4 separate regions of the Homo sapiens genome follow, and regions 1, 3 and 4 are each linked to region 2. The links are chromatin loops, found by intact Hi-C in ENCODE. Cell type or tissue: GM12878. All regions are shown on one strand.

Region 1 (4,000 bases), 470 kb after region 2:
ACAATACTTTTTCCTACACATTAGTTGAGAACCCTAAAATAGTTATCTAATTAAATTAAAGATTTTTAGGGTTTCTTGCTTAAGTTTATAGTTTTAAGAAGTATTTATTTATTTATTTATTTATTGAGGTGGAGTCTCGCTCTGTTGTCCAGGCTGGAGTGCCGTGGTGTGATCTTGGCTCACTGCAAGCTCCGCCTCCTGGGTTCATGCCATTCTTCTGCCTGAGCCTCCTGAGTAGCTGGGACTACAGGCGCCCACCACCACGCCCAGCTAATTTTTTGTATTTTTAGTAGAGACAGGGTTTCACCGTGTTAGCCAGGGTGGTCTTGATCTCCTGACCTCATGATCCACCTGCCTTGGCCTCCCAAAGTGCTGGGATTACAGGCATGAGCCACTGTGCCCAGCCTCAGTTTATATTTTTAAGGACATTCCTACCTAAAACACCAGTATGATAAATTAAGACAATTATTCTGAATTTTTTCTGAGGATGGCTTGCCTTTTGTTACCTTGTAAGATCCCTTTCCCTTATATAGTGAACTTAAACGTTTAATCAGAAGTTAGGCTTTAAAGCTAGTCCTATGAGAATATTTCCAGTTGCATAAAATACGTCAAATGTGAAATCAGTTCACAAATAAATATAGCAAAGAGCTTTTTAAAACCAGACTAGAGGCCAGGCGCGGTGGCTTACACCTGTAATCCCAGCACTTTGGGAGGCTGAGGCGGGCAGATCACAAGGTCAAGAGATCAAGATCATCCTGGCCAACATGGTGAAACCCTGTCTCTACTAAAAATACAAAAATTAGCTGGGCGTGGTGGTGCACACCTGTAGTCCCAGCTACTTGGGAGGCTGAGGCAGGAGAATCACTTGAACCTGGGAGGCGGATGTTGCAGTGAGCTGAGATCACACCACTGCACTCCAGCCTGGCGACAAAGCGAGACTCCATCTCAAAAAAAACCAGACTAGAACTATTATGTTAATTCAGTTAGGAGTTATAGATTTAAGTATTAGTACAAATTCTTTAACTGATGTTTTTGAAGTATAAAAGTACCATTTTTGGATATTTAAGTTCCAAATCCTCTCATTCAGAATTTCCATTAAAAGGTTTAAAGTAAACGCTTGCTCTACTTATGATAACACTATCTAAAAACCGTAGAACAATACCAAAGTCTCTGCATAACGACCTTTTTATTTAAGATAATTCTGAAACACTTTATAGTACTGTGTGCCTGTGAAATGGTACCACTTAGTGCTAATGACATGTTAACTTGTTGGGGGGCATGGTAGACATTTCTTAACCTGTGAATTAGAATCTGGTGTGACTTCTCCTGGTCAAGTGGTAAAGGATACTACTGGTCTGATTAAGATAGACAATGTTAATCATACCACTCTATATGAAGAATTTTTACTTTTGCAATTTGTTGCCCAGATTTAGTTCTGCCTATTTAATAGTCATTGTTCTCTTTTGTTGTATTTGCATAAATTTGGAACATTTATAGCAAAGGTAGTAATAACTTTTTTTCTTGCATAGAATTATTGCTGAGACCTCCACTGGCTGTTTGTTTGCTGGATCATCGCTTGGTAAACGAGGTAAGATAAATGAAGGGGGTCCATAGTTCCCAATGCTACTGCAGAATTCTTTAATCCATCAGGATTGGAATGTTATAGAATGATGGATGAAAGTTTAAAAGGATGTAGTTAATTGATTCTCTTTTAGAGTCAATTACACTTTCAGACTTTCAGTCTTTCTCCCACCTTTATACTTTGGAAAATTTCAAACCTATGGAAAAGTTGAATGACTAGTTCAACTAGTCATCCATACAACCTTCTCTTAGATTCACTAGTTATGAACATTTAGTTTGTTGTGTATATTTCTGAGCCATTTCAATATAAGTTGCAGGTGCCATGTCTCACCCCTGAATACTGCAGCATATATGTCCAAAGAGCAATAACTACATAATTATAATACCATTTTTACACCTGAAGAATTTGTTTTATTCTGACACACCAGATAGCTTCATACATAATGAATTGTTTCCAAAATATTATTTAGAGCGATGTGGAATTTTTTTTTTTGGGGGGGGGCACATAGCATTTGTTTCTCAAGTCTCTTTAGTCCCTCTTTTAATACACAATCCTCCCATTACCTTTTTTGTTGTTGTTCATTTCATGATACTGACATTTTTAAGAGTCCAGGCCATTTTCTCACAGAGTTTCCCACAATTTAAATTTGTCTGATTGTCTCATGATATATTCAGATTAAACATTTTTATTAAGAATACTACATAGGTGATTTTGTGTACATTCCACTGTATCACGGCAGGGGGCACATGATGTTAGTTTCTCCTTTATTGGTGAGGTTGAGTGTGATCACTTGGTTAAGGAGGTGTGTCCTGCAGATCTGTCTGCCATGAAAGTTCCTTTTACCTTTGTAATTAACTAGTGATCCAAGAAAATATTTTGAGGCCATCTGGTTATCCTGCACCCATAACAGCTTTCATCCAGTGGTTTTAACATCTATTGATGATTCTTCTCTGCATCAGTTATTACATTGGTGATTTCAGAATTTTGAATGTTTTTGTGAAAGGGAAATTTGTTTAAGGTTTGGTATATTAGAGAGAGAAGATACATACATGCATGTGTTTGTTAATATTTAAAGTTACTTTTACCAATCAGGCAACTTTTAGGTGAACTTCTAGTTGTTTGCGTGGTCATTGATTGCTTTATTCCTACTTTGTAGCATCTTTAAAAATGCTTACCAAGCTGGGCACAGTGGTACACAACTGTAATCCTAGCACTTTGGGAGGCTGAGGTGGGAGGATTACTGAGACCAGAAGTTCAAGACTATCCTGGGCAATGTAGTGAGACTTTGTCTTTGCAAAATAAATAAACAAATAAAAATGTTTACCCTAGCTATGCTGTTAAGCCACACTATTACTACTGAATACAAAAAAAATTAGGAATTCTTCAGTTTGCTCAGTTGGTAAATCTAGAACTAGTTGGGCATCAAATCTGATCAAGAGAATAAATAAAATCACCATTTCCAGTTGAACTCACATAAATGAATTCTGTCTAAAACTGTGCTATTCAAAATGTGGTTGGCAGACAGGCAAACTTGTCAGCATCAACTGGGAGTTCGTTAGAAATACAGATTTTGGGACCTACCTCAGACGTATTGAATTAGAATCTGTGGGAGTGGGGCCCAGGAATCCATTTTAACAAACTTTCCAGGTACTTTTAATGTATACTGAAGTTTGAGAAATAGTGATCTAAAATATGTATTTGGCATATACTAATTACATATTAGGTGCAGTGAGGAATCAGTGTGGATATTGAGCCACTGCATGCACTATCTACAACAGTCTTTAGAAGCAAAGAGAATACAAATATAAAACGGAGACTAGGAGCAGACATATTACAAGTAATAAGTACTTAGCAGGCATTGGGAGAAGTGTGAGTTTGTTTGTATTACTGGTTACCAAATGTGCCAGGTACTGTGTACTAGGGATTCAAAAGTGACAGCTATGATTCCTGCCTCCTGGGTTATTCTGGCAGAGGAAACAGACCAGTTCTATGATAGTGGTATCCCCAGGGTACCATAGGAATACAGGGGAAGCAAAGGGAATCCTTCTGGGGACTGATTGACACCAAATCTGCCTTCTGCCATTTAATGGTCCTCCAGTGGGTTCTGTGGGTAAATAGAAGTTAGCTGGATAGAAAAGTGAGAGCTAAGGAGGAAGGACAAAGAAATTTGACATACAAAAGTATTCTGGGTGAGGTGGCATGCAGCTTTAGTCCAAGCTACTCGGGAGGCTGAAGCAGGATGATTGCTTGAGCCAGGAGTTTGACAACAGCCTGGCCAACATGGCAAGATTCCATCTCTTAAAATTTTTTTTTTTTTAAGTAGCCCCATATGGTGGCTCACACCTATAGTCCCAGCTGCTCAGGAGGCTGAAGCGGGAGGATTGCTTGATCCTAAGATGTTCAAGGCTGCAATGAGCT
Region 2 (4,000 bases):
CCAATACCATTTATTGAGTTTTACGTCTTTTAAAAACTCCTGGTTTTATTTTGGGATCAAGTTGAATATCTGTGATGAGAAGAGTAAATCCCTTTCTCCACCCCTGCCTTTTGGCACCACTGTGATGCTCTTAGACAGGTGTTCCACGCAAATGAAACATTTTTTTAAATTAAGAATGCAGATTATATATGCAGGCCCCACAAAACTTTCTTTGTATGAGGAGTTGAGATAGCTCCTGAAAGAGAACTTATTTTAAAGAAATCAGGCACAAGCTGATTCAGTAACAGAGCCTTGGTGGGAGAGAAGGGACAATTCTGAACAAAGAATGGTGTTTGACAATTATATTTATTGCCAAAAACAGTCTCCAAGGACTTATATTGCAGTCCTAGGAAGAGGGGAATGATGTAAGTAAAACCAAAGAACTGTGTATTAATTATTGCTGTGTAACAAATTACCACACATTTAATGGCTGAAAACAGTTCACATTTACAGATGCTCCTCAACTTACAATGGGGTTACATCTCAATAAGCCCACCATAAGTTGAAAATATTGTAAGTCAAAAATGCATTAAATATATCTAACTTACCGAACATCATAGTTTAGCCTAGCCTACCTTAAACATGCTTGGAACACTTACATTAGCCCACTATCAGGCCAAATCATCTGGAAACACAGTACACTGTAGAGTACCCAGTTGTTTACCCTTCTGATTGTGTGGCTGACTGGGAGCTGTGGCTTGCTGCCACTGCCCAGCATGGAGAGAGAATATTGTACTGTATATCACTAGCCTGTGAAAATATCAAAATTCAAAATACAGTTTCTCCTGAATACTTAACGTCCTTTGTCCCATCATGAAGTCACAAAAATCATAAGTTGAACCATAGTAAGTCAAGGACTGTCTGTATAAGCTCACAGAATCTGGGCATAGCTTAACTGGGTCCTCTCCTTCAAGGTCTCTCATCAGGCTGCAATCAAGGTGTTGGCCAAGGCTGTGATCTCATCTGAAAGCTCAACCGAAGAGGATGATCTGCTTCCAAGTTCATGTGGTTGTTACAATTCCCTGTGTTTTGTTGGACTGAGAGCCTCAATTTCTTGCAGCTGACAGCCAGCAGCCACCCTCAGTTTCTTTTCACTGAGTCTCCCTAGCATGGCTGCTTGCTTCATGCATGCAAACCCAGAAGGCGATCAAGAGAGTCTGCTAGCATGTAAATTAGCGCAACCACTATGGAGAACAGTTTGGTGGTTCCTCAAAAAACTAAAAATTGAGTTACTATATGATCCAGCAATCCCATTGCTGGGTATACCCAAAAGAAATGAAGTCAGTATATTGAAGAGATATCTGCACCCCTATGTTTGCTGCAGCACTGTTTACAATAGCTAAGATTTGGACAAACTAAGTGTCCACCAACAGATGAATGGATAAAGAATATGTTATACATATACACAATGGAATACTATTCAGCCATAAAAAGAATAAGATCCCATCACTTACTACAACACAGATGGAACCGGAGATCATTTTACTAAGTGAAATAAGCCAGGCACACAAAGACAAACACTGCATGTTCTCACTTATTTGTGTGATATAAAAATTAAAACAGTTGAACTCATGGACATAGAAAGTAAAAGGACAGTTACCAGAGGTTGGGAAGGATAGTGTGTGGGGCAGGGAGAAGGTGGGAATGGTTAATGGGTACAAGAAAATAGAAAGAATGAATAAGACCTATTTTATCATTTACCTATTTTATCATTTATCTGTTGTGCTATCGCACAACAGAGTGACTATAGTTAATAATAACTTAATTGCACATCTTAAAATAACTCAAAGAGTGTAAATGGATTGTTTGTTACTCAAAGAATAAATGCTTGAGGGGATGGATACCCTATTCTCCATGATGTGGTTATATCACATTTCATGCCTGTAATCAAAACATCTCATGTACCCCATAAATATATACACCTACTATACCCACAAAAATTAAAAAATAAAACTAAAAAAGAGAGTCTGTTAGCAATACAGAAGTTACAATACTGTCCAGTGTAATTGCAGTGTGACATCCCATCACCTCAGCCATATTCTGTTGGTTAAAAGCTAGTCACAGGTCTCATCCACACTCCTGTGAAGGGATTACATAAGCCATAATATCAGGGACAGGGACATATGGAGCCCATTTTAGAATCTTTCTGCCTCAAACTGGTTCATCAAAAACTCTGAAAGTCACTGGAGTATCAGCAGCATGCTTTAGTAGAGCGTAACATAAGAGAAGAAGAAAGTATTTAGTAGTGGAATCTTCTCGTCAGTGTAAGAGCACAGAGAACCTAGAGGGACTTGGGAACAATCTGAGGCTGAAGGATACTAAAACAAACTAGAATTCCTTGTATTTTTGTTTCGGACCAGCCTTAAAAGGGAAACACATTAAAGTCAGTAAATGTAAATAACCACACGGTGGCAGTAGATGCCAAGAAATTTTAAGTGTTACGTGTAACTGAGGGCATGGAAGAGCAAGTTTATCTCCCTATATGGCCACCCACGTTTTCCTTTCTGTCTGACTGCTGGAAGGAAAGGGGGAGGTAACTAGAATCTTTCCACACACTCATCCCTGAAGCACTACCCATAAAGTATTACCACTGAAGAGTGAGGACATAGACAGTTCACTGTATTCCTCCCCCAATTCCTAGAAGAGTAGTAAGGGTCTTAAGGCGGGAGAATGAGACCTCCTGAAATACTTATGAAGCCTTCCCTTATCAAGTACTCACAGCCAAATATTTCAGAGTGGCGTTAATTAAAACAATGTCATACTTGGTCTGCTGTGAAGCCTGCCTAGTTCAGAGTTGATACCACTGGGGAAATCCCAGGGGAAAATAAGTGTCAAATAAAAGAAGGAATATTATTTCCACAAATGAGAGACATTAAGGATAAAGGCTTAACACCATATAGGCATGCCTCACATATATATACAGTGCATATATTCACACGTACACTGTACAGAATTCCATAGTTAGCATTACCCAGTCAGAGTGACTAGATCTGGCATTAATAAAAGAGGAGATAACTCAACAGAATTGAGTGCTCCAAAGTTGTATTACGAGAGAGGTTTTATTATCTGAGTTTATGTATAAACCGAGAAATCTTAATAAGACCTTTTCTGATTGTCTCATATCTTCTTAATTAGTCCATATCCAAAGGGGTTAATAACTGGCACTGTTCGAATTTGTTTAATCCTGAGATATTCTACAAAGGCAGTTTGGTGTTACAAAAGTGAAAGTTCCTTATATGTTTAGGTTTTCTTTTTTTCATAGACAAGGTCTCACTATATTGCCCAGGTTGGTCTCAAACTCCTGGACTCAAGCTATCCTCCCACCTCAACCTCCCAAAGTGCTGGGATTACAGGCACGACCCTCTGTGCCCAGCTACGTTCTTTTTCTAGGTAATATAACATTCCCTTTTGCTAATAGATGGGCCAAAGAGTTTGAAAGTGCCTCATCAAATCTAAAATGGTTGTGTTTGTTTTATATAAATGACAATGGTCCAATAGTTGGCTAGTCTTGGAGGGTTGGTAAATTTCTTTCTTTCTTTTTTTTTTTTTTTTTTCTGAGATAGGGTCTCACTCTGTCACACAGGATGGAGTGCAGTGGCATAAACACAGCTCCCTGTAGCCTCTATCTCCCAAGCTCAAGTGATTCTCCCACCTCAGCCCCACAAGTAGCTGGGACCACAGGTGCAATCCTCCCACCTCAGTCCCCCAAGTAGCTGGGACTACAGGCATGCGCCACCAAGCCCAGCTAATTTTTGTATTTTTGTAGAGACCAAGTTCCACCATGTTGCCCAGGCTGGTCTCCAACTCCTGAGCTCAGGCATTCTGCCCAGCTCAGCTCCCCGAACTGCTAGGATTACAGGTGTGAGCCACCATTTCTGCCCAAGCGTTGGTAAATTTTTAACATTATCTTTTGCCAACTATATACCCATACAAATCACAATAATATGTAATCACCTGAGGA
Region 3 (4,000 bases), 1.1 Mb after region 2:
GTGGTATCGGAGTTGCCAGGGGAAGGCTTCAGGCAGGGAGTGACACAGAATGACGAGAATGTTGTTAAAGGACTGAGTGTGCCAAGACTGGGTAAGTAATGTTCATAAAGCCATTGCTTTGTTTCCTAAAAATCTTTGAAACATTAAACATCACGGAGTAAAAGATGTTTTTTTCATCTTGATATATAGATTTAATTAGCATACCTGATGAGGACTGAGAAAAAAATGGAGGACTAGGTTGAATTTTTAGGATATCTTCCTTCCTGTAAGCATTTACCGAGAGAAACAATGTTCATAATCGCTACAAATGAAAATATTAAGCCAACATTCATTTAAAAAAGCATTTGGATATGAGAATTATCAGGTTTCATAAATGAGTGAATGACACCTGCTGGCCACATAGAATAATTACCCTCTCTGAAGGAATGGTGAGTGCTAATAGTGAATACTGTGAACCCCATTTCTCTACCAAAGCAATTACATGTCATACTTGGGCTTTTCTTTAATGATCAGCAAGGGGGAGAATTTTTGGAACAGTGAACCTTATACTTTTTGGGGTTTGTTTTTCTAGCTTGAAGAGTTCAAGAAGTTTAAAGAATTTAAATGTTTACTGCAATTTATTTAATAGTAAGTTAACTGAGACTTGGAGAGAAGTAATGCCTCACTCAAGATCACACAAGCAGGTTGGCAAGCTAATACCAGAGCCCTGGTTTCTGTTCTCCTACATTCCCAGACTAGGCAAAGATTCGGGTTGTTTGTTAACTTTTCTTCTATCTCTTATTGTTTGGCTCAACTCTTCAGAAATTTTATTAATGGTGACGTCACTAATACTTTCTATATGTCTAATGTCTTTCACTTTTTAAAAAAGTCTGATTTGTTGAAGTAAGATTTACATAAAGTAAAATTCACCAATTTTAAGTGTACAATTCTATGAGTTTTGATAAATGTATATAGTCTTATCACCATTCACCACAATCAGATCTAGAATATATCTATCATCCCTGGAGATTTCCTCATGCCCTTTCATACCCAACCCCCCACTTCTACCTCCAGGCCCTGGCAATCACCGATCTGTTTTCTGTCCCTAGAGTATCGCCTTTTCCAGAATGTCATATACATGGAAGCATATGGTATATGGCTTTCTGTGTCTGTCTGCCTTCACTTGGCTTAATGCTTTGGAGGTTCAGCTATGCTGTTGCATGTAAAGGTAGTTTGTTTCTTTTTATTGCTGAGCAGCATGCTACTGTATGGATAAACCACAATATGTTTATCCTCTAACTAGCTGATGGAAATTTGGGTTGTTTTCAAATTTTGATGATTATGAACAAAGTTTTGATAAATATTTGAGTATAGGTCTTTGTGTGGACATATATTTAATACGTCTTAGGTAAATACCTAGGCATGGGATTGCTACTATATGGTGAGGGCATGTTTTACTTTATAAGAAATTATGGCTTTTGCTTTTCAAAAGTAATTGTACACATACTCCTTCATTTATTCTTAGTCTACTTCTCGTTGTGTGCCATATCATTGTTGTAGAAATATTTTGTATAAAATATAGTTTTAGCATTAAGTGTGATAAATGATGAGAGGCCTTTTCAATAAAAGGTCATAAAATAGCATTTTTAAAGGAATGGAATATTGCATAAAGGGAAGAGTACAGCCTTGGAACTATCTGAAGTTTGTCATTTTGGCTGCTGTGTAACTTTTATTAGAAAAATTACCTAACCTCTTTGAATGTTAGTTACTTTATCCTCAAGGTGTGGGTGACACAGGCCTCTACATGGCAGGGTTGTTACAAAGATTATATGGGATAATATAAGCTGAATGTTCAGCACATAATAGGTGCTGCTGTTATTGTCATTACAGTTACAATTTTTGCTGAATGCAAAAGGCTGCATTGTAGAAAACAAATGGTATCACATTACTAATGTTTAGTGTTCATTGGGAATTAATGGGTTCTTCCAAGGCTTTGTATACACCACTCAGAGACAATTAAGTTACATTTGACTCAAGTGTCTATGATATGTGAGTTTTTAAAATAACGTGCTAGTCTAACACTTCGCCACAGATTAGCATTTTGTATTTAATTAAGGTCATGTCTTCTATATGTCACTGAGAAATGCTATTGTCACAGAAATTATGATAACAAGGTGTCATAACTTATGTAATATGATTTACCTAGGCAAGGACCCATTTAATTTAACTTTTGAAGGATTGATATTTTCTATAGCTCTACTTAGATATTCTTAATCAAAAACATTGACAGTAGGTTTTTGACTTTGCTATTTTAAGACTACTTCACTTAGTTTACTGGCAGGTATTTAAACTACTAAAAATGTTAGTTAATTAGGTTGCACTGACATCTGCTGGTCAGACAGTAAATTCCATAAAAATCATGTTTCACCAGTGTAAATGAAATCAAATAATTTAATTGTTTTTACAATTCGTATTTGCATTCTGGGTTTAAAAAATTAGCTGCTGTATATGATCATTTCTGATTCATAGCTCAATTTGAGTCAAGTGGTTTGTTAGCCTGCTGTAACTGTCTTCGAGTTCTTCATAATGGCCAGTGGTATCCATTAAATAGCTTTGTTAAGAAGTAAAATATCTGTGAAATCACAACCTCTTCCAGTCGGTGTTTACCACTGCGTGATGACATCATCATCACGTATTTTGGCCCTAAAACGCAGCAAACAACTAGTGATGTTTATTAAGTTAGAATTCACTTGGAGACAGTGTTTCTGGGGAGATAGGATTAGGATGTAGGGGAGGTTCCAACAGAGCTAAACTCTACGGGATAATTTTTTCTTGCTGGGAAGTATAATATAGCTACTTTAAAACCTATTAATTCAATACTCACGTTTAGGGTTATGGAATTTTGAAACGGGAAATAAATTTCCTGACCATTTAGTTTGTCATTCTCTTTTGTATATGTGGAAATTGAGACCCAGATAAATTTAATTAACTTAGTCACCTAGCTGATACTAGAAAGAAAGTTCCCTGATTCTCCCATCGCAAGATTCTTTTCTATATAAATTGTCTTCACTAGCTGTATATTATTTATTGTTTAAACCAAAAATATTTGGACACACATACTCACACATAAGTATGCTTACCTGAGAATTTATATTTAGCTTATTTTAACTCAACCATGCCGACTTTCTCTGAGACATTATTAAAACACACAGCATATTATATAATATTTCTCTGTGGTGCTTCAGAAATATATATATTCATTCATATGTTCCCTCCCAGAAAATCAAGCTCCATTCTCTATTTCTTCAATATGTGAAAATAGAAAGAGGTATGTGGATGAGAAAAAGAAAATGAATCAAAAATAAACCTTAACCAGGGAAATTTCTGGCTCTTTGATGAGGTTGAGGGTCATAGCATCATGCATCAGATGTTTTATCAGAAATACAAGCACATTTTCCCTTAATGTTCTGTTCCAATAGGCATTGTTATACAGGATAAAACTTTAAAAATGCAACTTTCATTGTGATAAGTAGTGTGATATGATACAAGACTGATGAAATATTCCATAATATAATGCCAAATATATTTTTTCTCAACTTTAGCACTACTGACATTTTGGGACACTTAGTTCTTTGTGGTGAGGGCCTGTCTTGTGCATTGTGGGATGCTTAGCAGCATCTCTGGCCTCGACTCACTAGACGCCAGTAGCAAGCCCTCCATTGTAACAACCAAAAATGTCTCCAGACATTGCCAGATGTCCCCTCGGGGGCAAAATCAGTCCAGGTTAGGACCTACGGCTATAAAGTAAGACTGATTGCTTCAGATATATATATTTTTAAACTACTGAAAATATTCCAATCAAGAATTTGATTCTTTTTCCTTTTAGATAAAAGAAATATTGACATATGAAAAAGAAAAGAGACTTGAGGCCTCTCTAGATTAAATAAATACTTCATTTACATATTCCTTCTGAGCTAGAGCTAAAGTGGGCCCCTTAAATTGCTTTCAGTACTTGCATACT
Region 4 (4,000 bases), 730 kb after region 2:
CTTTACTTATGATGCAAAACTCTTAAATAAAATACTACCAAATAGAATCCTACAGTCTATCTTTAAAAGGATAATATATTGTAACCAAACAGGGTTTATCAGAGGAATGCAAAGATGATTCAACTTTTAAAAATATATCAAATGTAACCTACTACATCAACAGCTAAAAAAAAATTCACTTCATATAAAAGTCATACTAGAAATAGATAGAAATGTCTCTAACTTATAAACAATATATCAGAAAACTATAACAAACACCATATTTGATAGTGAATTATTAGAAACACTAGGGTAACAATGGGGACTATTAACCAAATCAGTGACCATAGGAGAATGAGTGGGATGAGGAGGGAGAGAGGCCAGCCGAATGGAGAGTTCCAACACGTCTGCAACTCTGGAAAGAAGTAAGCTTGGTGGGAAAGAATCTGTGGGTGACCCATAGGCGAGAGTGGAAGGCAGGAATCAGATGAGATCAATTAGGGAGAGAGAGTAGGGTGAGAAGAGAACCAAGAAGAGAAGCCAGGAACACTATCTTAAAGGAGCCATGACACTGGGGAGCCAGAGACTGAGTCTGGAAGGGAGCAGACAGAGGAACAGAAGCAAAGGGAAACCTGGAGGGAAATGGCACTGAGGAGGAGGGTGTTCTTCACAGAGTCAAAGTAGAGGGCAAGGATTTAGGAGTCACGATTTGCTACTGAGAGGCTACTGTTAACCTTGGCCAAAGCTGTTTCTGTGGAGCAGGGAGAGCTAAGGGCCGTGTGGGTGGGTATTCAATGGTAAAATCAGAAGTAGAAGGAGAAAATGAGCACTTCCATCAGGAAGGGGAAGTGAGCTGTGTGTAGGCACCATGAGAAGGAGGTGAAGTTCCAGGGGAGTTTTATGAGGTTGTGGTGAAATCAGCATTTTTGTAAGTCTGAAGGGGAGCAAGCAGTGGAGAGCAGAGAGACTGACAAGAGACAGCAGAAAGCAGATGACTGATGGGGCAAGTTCCTGCTGAAGGTGGGAGGAAAGAGATGCTCATAAAAGTGAATTACTGTTTCACCGTGGAGAAAACATAAATGAAATCATTTACACTGCCATTCACTTATTAATTCAGTAAGTATTGATTAAGTTTCTACTATGTCCCAGGCACTGACCTGGTGCTGGAAATAAGATAGAAAAAATTCCCACCCTATATTATGTAAGTTCATTAACTTAAAACAAAAGGAAAACCAAATCCAGAAACAAACAAAAATTTGGCCCCTGTCAGGCCAGCGCTAAGGGAGGCATGGTCTTGGAGGAAGTGTGTGTGACTGCCAGGCACTGGAGTCCCTCAGCAGGAATGCTGCTCGTCTCAAAGGCAACACAAAGTGGCAGCTGGGACCAGGGATCCAGAATTTGAATACCCTCCCACCACATTCTATCAGAGAGTCCTTTAGGACTATGTTAATGTGAGAGAAAAAACTTTACTTCAATGGCAAGTTTTAACTATGAATGATTAGGAGAGTCTCCTTTCTCCTGAAACATTGCTCTTAGGGACAGAGTGGAAAAGACTCCTGGACATATGGGCCAGAACTACAATGCATGTTACAGAGAAGAGGTATACGCCATGTGTCATAACTAGAAAGGAGAAATGCAGGCTTGCTGTGCTTAATGCACTCAAAACCTCAATAAGGACAAATGGCAATAGGCAAAAAGATGATGACAAATACTCATCTCATTTACATCAGTAAACTTGATATCGAAACCTTCAACCCTCTGAATAGCAAGTCACTGGTTCTTTTCTTTCACTTCCCCCTCCGGCCCCTGCCCCTGCCCCAACCAATTTCATTCAGATATAGCTTAGCTGGACCAAATCTATCAAGTCATGCTTATCCTTAATCCTCATCAGAGTTCTTGAAGTCATCAACTAACCATATTGATTTTGAAATAGAAAAAGAAAAGCAGAGAAGCTGTGTTTTGACCTCTCTCCTGAAACATTGCTCTTAGGGACATATGACCCAGAACTACAACTGCAATGCATGTTAGATAGAAGAGGTATATGCCATGTGTCATAATTAGAGAGAAGAAATGCTAAATTCATGAATAGGGATTCACAGAAAGTTTTAACAGAAAGGGCCTTTGAAGTGACTGACTGTGAACTTATTTGACAAGATGAAAATAATCCATCGCAAGGCTACATGATGGATGCTCGGCTTAGTATCTGGGTGTGCTGCAACCCCACCTAACATTTTTTTCTATTATGCCATGTTACCATATTCCCATATTGAGTTACATTTTCAAATACATGACTTTTCCAGTGAATAATTGAGAGAACTCCTTTTCTGAAAAAATTCCCACATGGAATGGATAAATGAACACTTGCACCAAAGAAGATGCCAACATCAGACTGCAAATCTCCAAGACAGACAAGACAAAAAGTTCTGAAGTGAAAAGTCATCTTTGTTCACACTGTGGATTATTCAGGTTTCTTGCTTTCCCCCTGACACACATTTTTTTAAAATTGACTTTATTTTTTTAGAGCAATTTTAGATTCATGGCAAATTTGAGTGAAAGATACAGAGATTTCCCATGTACTCCCTGCCCCTCGCATACATAGCCTCTCCCATTATCAAAATCCCCCACCAGAGTGGTTCGTCTGTTACAATTGAATGTACGTTGACACATCATTCCCCAAAGTCCATGGCTTACACTGATGTTTCACATTCTGCCACTTTGGGCAAATTTATAAGTACACAGATCCACTATTATGGTATCATACAGAGTAGTTCCACTGTCCTAAGAATCTTCCGTGATCATCTATTCATTCCTCCTTTCCCCCTAACTCGGGCAACCACTGGTCTTTTTAACTGTCTCCATAGTTTTGCCTTCTCAAGAATGTCATAGTTGGTAGCATACAGTATGTAGTCCTTTCCAGTTGGCTTCTGTCACTTAGTGATACACACTTAAGGTTCCTTCATGTCTTTTCATGGCTGGACAGCTCATTTCTTTTTAGCACTGAATAATATTCCATTGTCTAGATGTACCACTGACATCTGCTTTAAATCTTTTGCCCATTTCATTTTTACCCTCTAACCATTTCATTACTAAAACACAAAACAAACTCCGGAAAGGAGTTTGTTGATGAGAAAACACTGAAAGTACGATTTAAATTGAGGAATGGAGATTTTCTGTGGATAATTGTCTATGTTCCACTTTACCAAAGAAAAATGAATTTCAAGTAGTGCATAAAGTAATTCTCGTTAAAAAATGTGGGAATAAAGAGATCAGTCCTGGGTACTGGGAATATATTTATCTCACAGAAAAATCTTGCCCACAAAATGCATCAGACTGAGATGAAATACTCTAGGGTATATTAAATTTTATTCTAATATTGAAGGGAGGGAAAAAAAGGACGGAAAGAAAAATGAAACAGGATGAAAAATAAGGTGATTGGGAGAGAGAAAAGACAGAGAAACTTGTTAACGACAGGACTTTCTGAGCAAGATATTTTTCTTCCTTTTACAAGTTGGAAGCTATTGAATAATTCATGCCAAGCGTGGAAAGGCTGTCTTTTCCCTGGATGATGTATAACTAAGCAGGAGAGAGCTTCGAGTGGGTTCACCACATCAGCCACCACTCCTGCTTCTGAGCACAGGGTGCTCTCCTCTTGAGCTCAGCTTCTGCTTTTGCAGCCAAGCATTCTTGCTGCTGCTGCCTGCCTGCCCACCCGCCTGGGCTTGCAGCCCGCCACTTTACTTTCTCCAGCCCTGATACCAGCTGAGAAGTCTCCCTGCAGCTGCTAGTTCCTGCCCAGGACCATGTGTGTGGATGCTGCTTGGGAGAAGCGGGCACTTGCTCCTGGCACTGATCCCAGCTGAGTTTCTCCTGTTGATTTCTGGACCACTGATGCTGTTGCTGAGGAGGTATTTCCCGGCATCCCTCCCCCTGAGACACCGGCTAAGGACCAGCCTAAACGCAAGGTAACCTTCACCTCTTTCCCATGGGATTTTCCCCAGCTGGGATATCTCTGCTTTCTCCT

Evidence for each region. A loop is a pair of places that touch in the nucleus more often than their neighbours do. Peaks named below come from ENCODE experiments on the same cell type or tissue, not always from the same donor. Only the 100,000 strongest peaks of a DNase experiment are listed, where the experiment ranks them.
Region 1: a loop joins it to region 2, with 3.0 times the contacts of the local background. A loop is called at or near these places in 10 of 110 quality-filtered maps.
Region 3: it touches region 2 in a loop (10-fold over the local background); 61 of 110 quality-filtered maps call a loop at or near these places.
Region 4: a loop joins it to region 2, with 2.4 times the contacts of the local background. A loop is called at or near these places in 4 of 110 quality-filtered maps.

Annotation. Positions count from the first base shown.
Region 1 is chr1:100,275,729-100,279,728 of GRCh38, forward strand. RTCA (RNA 3'-terminal phosphate cyclase) reads left to right here. Exons shown (of 11, transcript NM_003729.4): 8 at 1,530-1,588. Among named protein-coding and RNA genes, the nearest start is that of MIR553, 3.5 kb to the right of the region's middle. In GM12878, a CTCF peak has its summit at 2,319; no DNase peak of the experiment used is centred here.
Region 2 is chr1:99,806,388-99,810,387 of GRCh38, forward strand. No RefSeq gene overlaps it. Among named protein-coding and RNA genes, the nearest start is that of FRRS1, 42 kb to the left of the region's middle. RefSeq lists an enhancer at 2,887-3,387. In GM12878, a CTCF peak has its summit at 2,447 (motif pointing right); a DNase peak (open chromatin) is centred at 2,494; H3K27ac peaks cover 969 bases.
Region 3 is chr1:100,866,196-100,870,195 of GRCh38, forward strand. No RefSeq gene overlaps it. Among named protein-coding and RNA genes, the nearest start is that of EXTL2, 27 kb to the right of the region's middle. In GM12878, CTCF peaks have their summits at 398 (motif pointing left) and 2,362 (motif pointing left); a DNase peak (open chromatin) is centred at 2,543.
Region 4 is chr1:100,534,562-100,538,561 of GRCh38, forward strand. GPR88 (G protein-coupled receptor 88) reads left to right here and starts at 3,578. Exons shown (of 2, transcript NM_022049.3): 1 at 3,578-3,941. In GM12878, no CTCF peak of the experiment used is centred here; a DNase peak (open chromatin) is centred at 1,660; H3K27me3 peaks cover 292 bases.